Regions from separate parts of the Homo sapiens genome. Here region 2 is linked to region 1. A link is a contact called in ENCODE Hi-C or POLR2A ChIA-PET data. All regions are on one chromosome and are shown on one strand. The core of a region is the stretch at or near the end of the contact, and the rest is flanking DNA. Distances in the headings are between cores, read along the strand shown.

Region 1 (4,100 bases), core at 665-3,164:
TGGGTGGGCAGCAGCCATGGGTGCTGATGAACCTTCTCCGATGCTGGCAGGTATTTTGCCCACACACTGCCAGTGTGGCCTGTTGGGAGCAGGAGGAGGCCAGATAGGTGTGTGCTGGTCTCAGAACACGCTTAGCTCTGTCCCATCCTGGTTTTCCCTTGGATAGGCTTGAACACACCCATCATGAACAGGTCTGTGGACTTGGTGCCCTTCCTAGATTGACTGAATCTACAAGGAATTGGCAGCCTTTTAAGGTGGGCAAGTCAGGATGATCAGCCCACTCTGCAGGGCCAGATACTGAGGCTCAGGAAGGACCAGGACTTGCCCAAGTTCACTCAGCTGGTTAGGGGCAAGGTTGGGGGGTCTTTAGCCTCCAAAGGGAAGACAGAAAAGATCCTTTTCCACCCCTGACCTCTACCTGGAAGACTCCTGCCCCAGGAGATGCAACTTAGATCCCTGTCCCTCAGGCCTCTCTGTCCTGCAGAGCTGGCGTCTGCTGTTTGGCCTCCTCCTCGTGTGAGCTCTGGGCTCATGCCAGCGGACTTGAGCCCCGGAATGAATGCCTGTCTCACACGGTAGATTAGATTATATAAATAACAGGCAAGTGCCAAATGCATAGCCCTACACCTAGCACACTATTTAACCACTGGCTCTCTGGGGAGAAAAGTCCTGATTTGAGGTGTTTGCCAATTTCCGCAGTGTAAATACTCCCAGCATTGCTGACTTCAGGCTACAGGGTGGCATTGCTGAACCCAGAGCTGGGAAGGGATGTTCACTGTTGCCCCTCACAAATTAGTTTCAGCCAGTGCCAGTGCCCAGCGGGGCTCCAGGAAGTCCTGCTTCTCTGGGTAACAGTTGGCCTGGCATATTCTTCCCTCTACATTGTGAAGGTGAGATATCGCCTCTGCTGGCTTTTATGCCACATGAGTTATTTTGTGCCAGGGGCTCCAAGGCCTACAGGCCCACAAGCATCTTTTCATCTCTGGAAGTGTGTGTGTATCTGATGGGGGTGCCAGCCCAGTGGGATGGGGACTGAGATGAGAATACTCTGGTATCTCCCTTGTGCCTCAGTTTCCTCACCTAGGATCATGGAGGCTGGGGTAAGGGTGAAGTGTTAGCTCAGGGCATTGCCTGGAGCAGGGCTCAGAACTTAGCAGTATGGTTACTGACACAGGTCACCTGCTGCATTAGGGCCAGAGACGCCCAAGAGAGGGCTTGTCCGTGGGGGTCTAGAGGAGGAAGGAGCTAGAGATCATGGAAGACTTCTCGGGAGAGGTGGCATCTGGCAGAGGTGGGAAGGAAGAACACTTTGGGTCAAGGGGCTTCTGGAAGCCTCTCCATATCCCATCCAAGGCATTCCAGCTCAGCTTCGGTCTTGAAAGTTCTGGGATTTAGAGCATATAACTTCTGCCTTTGGCGCCTCAGTTTGCTCTAGACTGTGAAATGGGCATAATGATCACCAGTGCCTCCCTGGGTGATGATGAGGTCCTCATGGTTCCTGGTGGTGAAGTGAGGGCAGGAAAGGACACGCTGAGCCCCACCAGGCTTAGCCCCAGGCTGGGCTCCCGAGGGCGGCGGTACCCCTGGTCCTTTTCTTCCTAGCCTGCCCATTCTGTCCTGGCACAGGGCCTTGAGGTCTAGCGCGCCGGGCTGCGGCGTGCTGAGGCGTTGAGCCTGCTGCCTCCTCTCAGGAAGAAACGGGGTCCTCCGCAGCTGACAGCCCTGCGGGGCGTTCCAAAGAACTTCAGAGGACAGGAGCGCTACCTCGAGCAAAGAACCGCGGGTGGGAGCCCAGGTAGCCGGCCCGCAGGTGGCCGCGCGCGCCTGCCAGTCAGCCAGCCCGTCCGCAGCCAGGTGGGCGTGCCAGGCCCAGCCCCCTGCGCCGGTCCGGGGCGGGGCGAACGGAGCCCCGCCCTCCCCGCGCGCCGGGTCGGAGCCGGTGCGGGAGCGGAGCCGCGCGAAGCCGGCAGGAGCACGCGGGAGCGCGGCCCCGCAGTGGCCCGGCCCGAGAGAGCAGCGCGCAGGAGCTGGAGCGGCGCCACGGCCCCCACCCCAGCGCGGACCTCGCCCGGAACTCGGACCCCGTCCTCGAAGCGTGATCTCTCCCGCCTCGCACGCCCTGGCCGCCGGGCCGCGGGCATGGACGGCGTCCGCTCGCCCTGTGAGTGCCGAGCCTCCCCTCAACGCCGCTCGCCGCCTTTGTGTGCGCGCCGCGGCGCTGCAGCCCCCTCCCCGCGCGCCCCTCCCGCGCCCCGGGCCCGCGTCCTTTGTGGAGCCGCCGCCGGGCCACTGCCTTCCTCCCACCCCCGGGCTTCCCTATCCCCTTTACAGCTGCCTCCGGGACAGCCTAGCAGAACCCTCCTGGGCCAGGGCTGGGCAGGGCGCGAGATCCCTCTGCCGGCCTCCGGGGCCCTCAGGGACACCCTAGCAGGTCCTCTCTCCCAGGGTTCCAGGGACACCACAGGCCCGTCCCTCTCCGCAGCCTGGGGCTGAGCAGGGCACGGACCCCTCCTCCCCAACCCAAGCCTCTGGTCCCGTCTGCAGCCCCCCTTTCCCAGGGCCCCCAGAGACGGCCCCCGCAGGCTCTCTCCGCGGCCGGGGCTGGGCAGGTTGCGGGCTTAGGGCGGCGTTGTCTCATCCGGCGGCCTGGGCAGGTGCGGCAGGGCCGGCGCTCACGCGGGCCTGTGTGTCCTTGGCCCACAGAGATGGACGGCGATGGCGGCCGCCGAGACGTCCCCGGCACGCTGATGGAGCCCGGGCGCGGCGCGGGGCCCGCGGGCATGGCGGAGCCTCGGGCGAAGGCGGCGCGGCCGGGGCCCCAGCGCTTTCTGCGGCGCAGCGTGGTAGAGTCGGACCAGGAGGAGCCGCCGGGCTTGGAGGCAGCCGAGGCGCCGGGCCCGCAGCCCCCGCAGCCCCTGCAGCGCCGGGTGCTTCTGCTCTGCAAGACGCGCCGCCTCATCGCGGAGCGCGCCCGCGGACGCCCCGCCGCCCCCGCGCCCGCAGCGCTGGTAGCGCAGCCGGGAGCCCCCGGAGCCCCCGCGGACGCCGGCCCCGAGCCCGTGGGCACGCAGGAGCCCGGCCCGGACCCCATCGCAGCCGCTGTCGAAACCGCGCCTGCCCCCGACGGCGGCCCCAGGGAGGAGGCGGCGGCGACCGTGAGGAAGGAGGATGAGGGGGCGGCCGAGGCGAAGCCTGAGCCCGGGCGCACTCGCCGGGACGAGCCCGAAGAGGAGGAGGACGACGAGGACGACCTCAAGGCCGTGGCCACCTCTCTGGACGGCCGCTTCCTCAAGTTCGACATCGAGCTGGGCCGCGGTTCCTTCAAGACGGTCTACAAGGGGCTGGACACGGAGACCTGGGTGGAGGTGGCCTGGTGTGAGCTGCAGGTGAGGGTGCCCCAGCCCGCAGGGGGCTTTCCGCAGGGTCTGTCCGCGAGTGCGTCCTTGGGCCTGTCCTTGCTCCTGCGCCTGGCCTTAAGAAGCCCTGGGGGCGGCGGGGCTCCATGTGTGTCACCCTCTGTGTGGATGGCTGGCAGGATGCATACCAGGTGTGCGGACGGCATGTGGGGCCTGGCTGTGTCCGTGCGCAGGTTGCGGTTTGTGAGTCAGCTGGTGGCGAGGGCAGGCCTCTGTTGTGCGTTTGGTGTAAGTGTGCACGCTGTGGGCGTAGAGAGGGTCCTGGAGAGTGGGCCTCGGAGGCTGTGTCTCTTAGGCTGCTGCTTCTCCAGTCCCGATGACCTACTTTAATGACCCAGGGAGTCTGGACTGTTGTGTCTTTGCAAAACAGTGTGGAGGCTTCAAGGCCCGGTGTGTGCAGTCAGAGTGTTTTGGGGGCTCTGGGCTGCCCATAAATTAGTACTTTCCTGTGTCCAGCAAGCCGTGGCTGCCCCAGCAGGGATACCTGCAGAGACTTCTTCTGACCCAGGGCCTGTGACCCAGAGGTGGTGCCTGGTAGAGCTCTGGGGACAGCTGGGCAAGGCCTGGAAGTGTGGTTAGTCGCCTCTGCTGCTCTGAGAGCTCCATTTGTTCACAAAATGGACGTGTGAGAGGTCTTAAAACCGAGTCATGCAGAATGCGTGTGGGGGTTTTTCTTGGCTGCAG
Region 2 (4,100 bases), core at 1,047-3,546, 35 kb after region 1:
CCTGGGCAACATGGCAAAACCCCATCTCTACAAAAAATACTAAAATTAGCTGGGTGTGATGCTACTGGGGAGGCCAAGGTGGGAGGATTGCTTGAGCCTGGGAGGTCGAGGCTGCAGTGAGCCATGATCACACCACTGCACTCCAGCCTAGGTGACAGAGTGAGATCCTGTATCAAAAAACAAGAAACAAAAATTAGCCAGGCGTGGTAGCGAGCACCTGTGGTATCAGCTGCTCGGGAGGCTGAGGCAGGAAAATCGCTTGAACCTGGGAGACAAAGGTTGCAGTAAACCAAGATCGCACCACTGCACCACTGCACCACTGCGCTCCAGCCTGGGTGACAGAGTGAGACTCGGTCTCAAAACAACAACAACAACAAACAAACAAACAAACAAAACAAAAAGAACTAAAAAAAAACCAGGTGGAATTAATTTTAACAGATGGAATTTAGTATATCTAAAATATTATGTTTTTGATGTGAATCAATATAAAATTATCAATAAGATTCAAAAAAATCTTTTTTTTTTTGAGACGAAGTCTTGCTCTGTTGCCAGGCTGGAGTGCAGTGGCGAGATCTCGGCTCACTGCAACCTCTGCCTCCCAGGTTCAAGCGATTGTCCTGCCTCAGCCTCCCAAGTAGCTGAGACTACAGACGTGCACCACCACGCCTAGCTAATTTTTGTATTTTTAGTAGAGATGGGGTTTCACCATGTTGGCCAGGATGGTCTTGATTTCTTGACCTCGTGATCCGCCTGCCTCGGCCTCCCAAAGTGCTGGGATTACAGGCGAAAGCCACCGTGCCCAGCCCAAAAAATCTTTTAAGAAGATACTACGCCGCTGCCACGTACTGTGCACTTACAGAACATCTCAACCTGTACTGGCCTGATTTCAAGTGCTCATTAGCCACATGTGTAGCTACTGTTTTGGGCCGCACAACTTTAGTGGGAGAAGCAGTGCTGAGTGTGGGGTTTCCTTTTCTCCAGAAGAGTCAGAATGGTGGCATGAGGATGAATGGTGCTGAGGTTTATTTCAGGTATATGTGTGCTGTGTACCTGCCGTCTCGGTTGTGGTCCCCAAGGCTCTTGCCGCCAGTTCTGGGAGGTACTGAGGAGTCAGTTAATGGGATTGGGGTGCAGATGTGGGCAGGGGGGCCTAACCTCACCCCCATGCTGCTTTACCCTTCCATGGTCCTCCTGTGGCCCTGATCTCATGCTGCTGGGGCCATCTGTTGGTGCCCCCACTCCCCTGCCAAGCAGCCTGGTGCCATTCCTGGCTTAGAGGGACACCACAGATGTTTGTGCCTGGGCACATGTTTATTCAGTGGACATCTTGACCTGAGGCCAACACCGGCCTTGAATCCTAGTAGCCTGGCCTTCAAGGTCATCTTAGCTCTTGGTGATAGCTTGGGCCACCTAGGGCCTCTGGGGAGGAAAGGAAGTGAGGCCTAGGTGACTTCATTCTGGGCGTAGGCGTAGAAGACCAAGCCAGAACCAGGGCCTTGTACAGTAGCAGGCACCAGAATGCCCAGCCCTTCCTCATTGCCCAGAGCTACAGGTCTGGGTATTTCCCTACGTTGGGGGGGTGGGGTGGGGGGAAGGGCCTGCCTTCGAGGGGCCACAATATTCCACAGACTGTTAGACCCTCACCCACTGCCACCTTGGGGTGCCCTGAGCCTTTGAACCCTGTGTGGGGGCAGGGCAGCCGCAGGAAGACCCCAGTAGCTTGGCCTCTACAGCTGTCTCCTCAGAATTCTGTGGAACTCCACAGGATTCCACAGGCCTTGCCCTGGGGTGCCCCGCCTGCCCCACCCCACAGGAGCTGTTCTTGATGGTGGAGCTGCTAACCCTGCTGACCTGTGTCCCTGGTGCTATCCAAATCTATCTTTAGGTGTCCCTGCGGGAAGTGGCCATGGGGTGGGGCTGGCCCTTTCTAGAAACCAGATACATGATGTGGTCAGATGCAGGGGTGGCCGCCTGGCCTGTGCCCGCCGGGCTCCCAGTTACCTTGGGTGAGTGCCGATGTGTTCTCCTGGGGAGGAGCCAGGCCTGCAATCAGGAAAGTTTTTGTGGTGGGATGGCCCCATGGGGATTTCTCTTCCTCACTTGTGTGCCCACTGGGAGGGCCCCATTTTCATTTCATCCTGGGGTGGTCGAACCACTGCTCTGGTCCAGGGCCGAGGGTTCGAGCAGACATTTCCCCGTCAGGAAGTAACATCAGTGTTCCCTTGAGAACAGGAAAGGCCTCCTCCTTTGGGGCTGGCCCTGCAGTGTCTGCTGCCTGCACAGCTGCCTGTCCATGTTGGGGGTGTGTGTCTGGGTTGTCTGGCTGTCAGGGCCAGGGCTGCCCCGGCTTCCTGGGGTTTGGTTGTCCTGAGTTGGCTGCACCCCTCTGCCCCAGGGACCCCTTGCCTGGCTCTCCCTCTTCCCCCTGCCTCCGAAGGAGAACAGACGGGCGTGGGGAGCCTGGATGTGACAGGTTGGCTCTCAGGACTCATGCAGGGCCAGGGCAGCCTGCTGACCTCTGGCCTTGGAGAGGAGGGTGGCCACCCAGTGACATGGCACCAGGACTTGTGGCTGAGACCGGGGCCAGGCCTGTGTCCCTCTGCCCCTCAGCTGCCCGTGTTAAGCCCACCTGTAGACAGGAGAGGAGGGCACCTGGATGTCCCTGGAGGGGAGGGGCATGGGTTCAAGCTCTCTTCCTCCCTCCAGCCTGATGGCAGGTGCCTTGGCACGAGGTGGCCCTCTGACAAGGTAGCTTTCTGAGCCGTTTCCCCTAAATGTGAATGGTCTGTATCTACCAACACCCCCAGTCCCATTGGTCAACATGCCGTGGGCGGGGCTGGCCACTGTCCTGGAGGGCCTGTGGCAGCCCTGGGTGATGCCCGGCTTGAGTCCCTCCTGCTCCTCTCTTTCAAAAAGTGCACACAAGGACAAATGCTCATCAGTTCTTCTGACCACAGTAGGGATACCTGCATCCAAAAGTGTGGATATGGATCCTAGGGAGGAAGCCCTTTCCCTTTCCCCTCAGAGACCCCTAGTGTTAAGGATTAAGTGTGGATTGTTTCCAAGTTTGTCATTGGCTTTTAGCTGGTGGTCTTCATTTAAGGATGCTGGTCCTTGGGGAGACCCCTGTCCACAGAGGGCTGGGCAGGCGCCTACTCAGGGTAGTGTGGGCCGAGGCTTAGCCCATCTGGGACACGCAGTGCTGAGAGTGGGGTCGCTCAGGTGGAAGAGGCTATGTGGGGGCTCCTTTGCTTTTATGGAGCTCTAGGTCAGCCCTGCAAGCTTTAAAACATTTATTTGGAAATAAAACACCCGTATGCCATGTGCCCAGCTCCACCTGTTGCCACCAGCTTGCCCACCTGCTTCCTCGCTTGGGCTCTGTCATTTCTGATCCAGGTGAGTGCAGGTGCAGATGGTGGCACTGGCCTTGGTGCCCTGCCCTGGAAGCCTGGAGAGTGCAGGCGCATCCAGGCCCCACCCTGCTTAGCGCCGGGCTCCTCCTGGCTGGGACATCACCTGGTGTTGGAGGCCTGGGGACCAAAGGGGATCCTCTCTTCCTCCAGGACAGGGTTCCCTGGCTGCAGGGTTGTTGGGGAGGGAGTCTTGGTTGTTTAAAGTGGTTCCCCCAGGGTGTGAATGAGCATAGGTCCTGTCTGCTTGATCTGCAGTGGGCCAGGCCTCCTCTGGAGGCAGGTGTACCACCCAGAGCCCACGAGGGTGTACACAGGGTGCATATTACTTGCTGAGGGCTGGACACTGTGGGGGATGGGTGCTGCTATCTGCCCACTACACAGATGGGGAGCTGAGCTCAGAGGCAGGGTTAGTGTCTGAGCCTAGGTTCCACCCCGTCTCTCTGATTGGAATAGCTTTTCCTGTTCTGTCCATGCTGCCCAACACCAGTGCAGGACGGGACATGGTAGGAAGGGGCCGAGGGTGAGGTTGGCTGTGCCAGCTGCGGTTCTGGGCAACTCTACCTGTCAGCACAGCCGTGCACTAACCCTGAGGAGACCTCCGACCTTTCCTGTTTTGTGAAGGGGGATGGGGCCCAGTGAGGTAGAGTTGATGACCCTGCAGCCCAGCCAGGAGCTGATGGGCAGAGA

What was found. Hi-C counts contacts between places; a loop is a spot of excess contacts on that map. ChIA-PET counts read pairs that join two places held with the same protein, here RNA polymerase II (POLR2A). Pooled maps may share reads with other maps.
Region 2: a map of gastrocnemius medialis shows a loop between it and region 1 (6-fold over the local background). The contact joins the enhancer-like site here to the promoter of WNK2 in region 1. A Hi-C loop is called at or near these places in 11 of 168 maps with a recorded cell type or tissue (HepG2, PC-9, Right ventricle myocardium inferior and 8 more) and 6 of 50 pooled maps. POLR2A ChIA-PET finds 5 or more read pairs at or near these places in 5 of 52 experiments (HepG2, Panc1, WTC11 and 1 more).

Annotation. Positions count from the first base shown.
Region 1 is chr9:93,182,225-93,186,324 of GRCh38, forward strand. WNK2 (WNK lysine deficient protein kinase 2) reads left to right here and starts at 1,915. Exons shown (of 30, transcript NM_006648.4): 1 at 1,915-2,161; 2 at 2,704-3,386. The coding sequence starts at 2,706. RefSeq lists an enhancer at 3,953-4,100.
Region 2 is chr9:93,216,452-93,220,551 of GRCh38, forward strand. The region is part of intron 2 of WNK2 (WNK lysine deficient protein kinase 2); the gene reads left to right. Among named protein-coding and RNA genes, the nearest start is that of WNK2, 34 kb to the left of the region's middle. Within about 2 kb of position 2,297, at least 8 of the 41 ENCODE cell types and tissues checked have a DNase peak (open chromatin) inside an H3K27ac peak, as active enhancers do; they include gastrocnemius medialis, where a contact is called at or near this core.